2 separate regions of the Homo sapiens genome follow, and region 1 is linked to region 2. A link is an interaction called in ENCODE POLR2A ChIA-PET data of the cell type or tissue named here. Cell type or tissue: GM12878. All regions are shown on one strand.

Evidence for each region. Peaks named below come from ENCODE experiments on the same cell type or tissue, not always from the same donor. Only the 100,000 strongest peaks of a DNase experiment are listed, where the experiment ranks them.
Region 1: POLR2A ChIA-PET joins it to region 2 with 12 read pairs; 7 of 35 experiments call an interaction of 5 or more read pairs at or near these places.

What each region holds. Positions count from the first base shown.
Region 1 is chr16:68,199,201-68,201,700 of GRCh38, forward strand. All of the region lies in intron 9 of NFATC3 (nuclear factor of activated T cells 3), which reads left to right. Among named protein-coding and RNA genes, the nearest start is that of MIR6773, 33 kb to the right of the region's middle. In GM12878, no CTCF peak of the experiment used is centred here; a DNase peak (open chromatin) is centred at 1,110; H3K27ac peaks cover 929 bases.
Region 2 is chr16:68,137,631-68,140,130 of GRCh38, forward strand. The region is part of intron 3 of NFATC3 (nuclear factor of activated T cells 3); the gene reads left to right. Among named protein-coding and RNA genes, the nearest start is that of NFATC3, 54 kb to the left of the region's middle. In GM12878, no CTCF peak of the experiment used is centred here; no DNase peak of the experiment used is centred here.

The sequences.
Region 1 (2,500 bases), 62 kb after region 2:
CCAAGACCCTGTTTATTTTTTTTTTATTTTTTATTTTTTTTGAGACAGAGTCTCGCTCTGTCGCCCAGGCTGGAGTGCAGTGGCGCGATCTTGGCTCACTGCAAGCTCCGCCTCCCGGGTTCACGCCATTCTCCTGCCTCAGCCTCCTGAGTAGCTGGGACTACAGGCGCCCGCCACCACGCCCGGCTAATTTTTTGTATTTTTTAGTAGAGGCGGGGTTTCACTGTGTTAGCCAGGATGGTCTCGATCTCCTGACCTCATGATCCGCCCACCTCTGCCTCCCAAAGTGCTGGGATTACAGGCGTGAGCCACCGCGCCCGGCCCCAAGACCCTGTTTAAAAAAAAAAAAAAAAGTATTATTCTCAGTATTAGATGAAGTGTTTTTTGGTTTGTTTTGTTTGTTTTTGAGACGGAGTCTCACTCTGTCGCCCAGGCTGGAGTGCAGTGGCGATCTCAGCTCACTGCAAGCTCTGCCTCCCGGGTTCATGCCATTCTCCTGCCTCAGCCTCCTGAGTAGCTGGAACTACAGGCACCCGCCACCATGCCCGGCTAATTTTTTGTATTTTTAGTAGAGACAGGGTCTCACCGTGTTAGCCAGGATGGTCTTGATCTCCTGACCTTGTGATCCGCCTGCCTCAGCCTCCCAAAGTGCTGGGATTACAGGTGTGAGCCACTGCGCCCGGCCTAGATGAAGTTTTAAAGGCTCTCCATTCTCTTTCTCGCTGGAGTTCACACTTTGGTATTCTTAATGATAATTATATTCGTCTGTGTCTCTTCCCTAGCTTCTTTGGAACATCTCAGGGCCTTTTGAGTTCTAACTACTCTTCTTGTTTTATGTGGGCTCTATCTAATACCTCTAGATTAATTCAGAACATATTTAATCCTTCTTGTATAATAGCCTTCACATGTGTGAAAGCTTGATCTCTTTCCCAGTCTTAAAAACTCTCCAGCAACTTCATCCTTCCCTCACCAAAATGCAAATTTCCTTCTGCTTGAACCGTGATGTTTAAGTTCCCTTTCATAGTGGAGTATCCAGAAGGGAACACATTGTAGCTAGCTTGTTGTGGGTTAAGACTGTCACTTTCCCTGTTGAAAAGACTTTATCAGTATGGCCTGAGGTCAGGGGATTTTCTTAGCTGTGATATACTGTTGATTTAGTGAGTCATAATTATGCAAAGTTGTGTCCTTTCCCTACATAGGTTTATATATATATATATATGGGGTTTTTTTGGACCAAAGACTAAACTTTATAATTATCCTTGTTCAGTTTCATTGAGATGATTTCGGTGCCTCATACCAATTTTCCAAGCTCAGAAGAATCCCAGAAGCATTTCTCAGTCTCAGGCTTCCTGGGGCAAGGCAGATATTCCTTTGGGGGTTACAACAGCAGCACAGTACTGACGTTTCACCAAGTTCTCTTTCAAGTAGTCCCCCTGGAAGGCTGTAATATAAACTTACTCAAACAATTAAGGCATAGTTCATGACTATTTTGCTTCTTGTCTTTATATTTTCTTCACTACCTCCATATATCATTGCACCTCCTTGAAAAGCATGTTCTGTGGCTGTCCAATTATCACTGAATTTTACTCATATTTACAATTCGTATGCCTGGAAATGTAATTTTCCGTAAACATTTATGTTCGTTATGGTTTTTATGCCGCAGGTTTTGGACCAGACAGTAAACATTAAAACAGTTGATTTTATAACAGATATGGAAACTGTCAAGCTGTTTTTCATTTGTTTATTTTTTGAGATGGAGTTTCCCTTGTCACCCAGGCTGGAGTGCAGTGGCACAATATCAGCTCATTGCAACCTCTGCCTACTGGGTTCAAACGATTCTCATGCCTCAGCCTCCCGAGTAGCTGGGATTACAGGTGCCCACTGCCGTGCCCAGCTAATTTTTGTATTTTTAGTAGAGACAGGGTTTAGTCATGTTGGCCAGGCTGGTATTGAACTCCTGACCTCAAGCGATCTGCCTGCCTCAGCCTCCTAAAGTGCTGGGATTACAGGCATGAGCCACTGCACTTGGCCTTTTTAAAATTTATTTTGAGACAGGGTCTCACTCTGTTGCACAGGCTGGAGTGCAGTGGCGTGATCATGGCTTACTGCAGCCTTGACCTCCTGGGACTCAGGTGATCCTTCCACTTTAGCCCCCCAAGTAGCAGGGACTACAGGCACACACCACAGTGCCTAGCTGATTTTTGGGGGGTTTTTTGTTTGTTTTTGTTTTTTTTATTGTTTTTTGTTTTTGGTAGAGATGGAGTTTCGCCATGTTGCCCAGGCTGGTCTCAAACTCCTGGGCTCAAGTGATCTGCCCTCCTTGGCCTCCCAAAGTGCTGGTATTACAGGCGTGAGCCACTGTGCCCGTTTGTCAAGCTGTTTTAAACATTTTAATTAAGATTTGATTCAGTGTGGTAATTGATACTGTTTTTTTGTTTGTTTCTTTTAAAAAAAAGAAAGATTATAGCGGCCAGACACAGTGGCTCATGCCTGTAATCCC
Region 2 (2,500 bases):
TTTGAAACAGTCTTGCTCAGTCACCCAGGCCGGAGTGCAGTGGCTCGATCTCCGCTCACTGCAAGCTCCGCCTCCTGGGTTCACGCCATTCTCCTGCCTCAGCCTCCCGAGTAGCTGGGACTACAGGTGCCCGCCACCACGCCCAGCTAATTTTTTTGTATTTTTTTAGTAGAGATGGGGTTTCACCGTGTTAGCCAGGATGGTCACGATCTTCTGACCTCGTGATCCGCCCTCCTCGGTCGGCCTCCCAAAGTGCTGGGATTACAGGCGTGAGCCACCGTGCCCGGCCGTATGTTTCATTTTCTAAAACACTTTCACGTTATCTCATTTAATTCTCCAAATAAACTCTTTTAGAAAGCCTAGTCTTTGACTTAAAGTCAGATACTCTTTCTCTTACTTTAAAAAAAAATTTTTTTTTCTTTGAGACAGAGTCTCGTGCTGTTGCCCGGGCTAGAGTGCAGTGGCCCACATCTCAGTTCACTGCAACCCCTGCCTGCTGGGATCTAGTGATTCTCCTGCCTCAACCTCCCAAGTAGCTAGGATTACAGGCACCCACCAACACACCCACCCAGTTAATTTTTGTATTTTTAGTAGAGATGGGGTTTCGTCATGTTGGCCAGGCTAGTCTCGAACTCCTGACCTCAAGTAATGCACCACCTCAGCCTCCCAAAGTGCTGGGATTACAGGTGTAAGCCACCGTGCCTGGCCCCTGATAAAAATCTTAATGCTTGTTTACTATTATTATAGTTCAAGCTCTCCTTCCTTGGATTAATCATGGTAGCCTAACTACTGTAACTAATAATCCCCAATTCTCAGTGGTTTAAGACCAAAAAAATTTTTTAAAAGTTTATTTTGCATTTTCTTTCAAATTGTTGCTCAGGAATCCAAGATACGTTCATCTTTTGATGTCGTCTTTGATGCACAGCTTCTACTGTCCATGGGAAAGAAGAAGGTGTATGGAAAGCACTCAAGATACTTAACTACATTAACCTGGAAATTACTATCAATCATCACCACTTACAATTTTTTGGCTACAAGTAGTCACATGGCCCTACTTACATGCAGAAGTACTGGGAAAAGTAGTCCCTGGCTGGGCAGCCTTTCCTCATCAAAACTCTGTATTCTGTAGTATAATATAGAACTCTATACTTAAATCTTTGGTGGTTAGTGTGCCTTCTATGCCACATGCTCCACACAGGAATAAATCATGGCTAAGTCACTAATACGGGCTCTAGAGCCAGACTGTTTTGGTTGAATCCTGGATTTTACTGTATCCTTGACCAAGTAACTTAACCTTTCTTTCTAGACCTTTTATTTAATCATTCATTGCTTAATTTATTCACCTATCTATCCATTTACTTATTCGATATGTATTTTTTGATTGCTCACTACGTTATAGACAGTATTGTAGGTGCTAGGGATGCAGAGATGAACAAGAGAGACAAAACTCCAGTCCTCAAGGGCCTTTCTCACTTTATACTGAGAGAGACAATGAGTAAATAAACAAAACATTAGAATATAGTAAGTGCTATATTGGAAATTAGTATTGATGCGATAGAGGTTAATTATGAAGAGAACTTTACCTTGGGATTTTTTCTTTATAAAATGAGAATAATATATAATATCATCTACCTAAGAGCTGTTGTGAGGAGTAAATGAAACATTGTGAGGAACATGGCATGGTACCTTGCACATTGTAAATGCTCAGTAAAAGTTAGCTAGTATCATTACTTAGGTTTCTTTGAACAGTTTGACCAACACTTCAACACTGATGAAGAGTATGTAGCAGAATAAGATATCTACATTGGCATCCTAGAATTAAGCTAGGTTTGTTACTGACATTTTAAGGAGTTGTGAATTAATGGGCTAGTGATATGTGAAAATGGAAAGTAGAAGGGTACTTAAACATCAGTTATAATGATCTTCCTGTTATTCTGCAAAGGAGAATTTCAAAAGAGCTAAGAAATTTCTGAAATACATATTTTTTGAAATGATGAGGGAATGCAAGCTGTGCTGCTGTTGGAAAATACCACCTACCTTGTAGCCAACTGACAAATTAACTTTTTCTTTTCTTCAAAATAAGTTATCTGATTCATTAATGTGGTCACCAAATAATACATTCAAAGCAGTTTGCTAATGTAGCTGGGGGTTCACTGAGGGAAATCAGACATGTTGACTACTCCCATGAACTTTATTGTCCATTGAGACTTGCAAATAAGGTAGTACCAATAAAGTATGATAAATGTTTAATGGAGGAAATTCAGATCTTTGTGAGAGCAAATACAGACCTGAAATTTGATGGAGTTGAATCAGGTACTTATTTTTTATTTCCACAAGAAAGAAGAGGGATTTTTATTTTTAAATTTTTATTATTATTATTTTTTGAGACAGAGTCTCATTCTGTCACCCAGGCTGGAGTACAGTCGTGCAATCTTGGCTCACTGCAACCTCTGCCTCCCAGGTTTAAGCAATTCTCATGCCTCAGCCTCCCAAGTAGTTG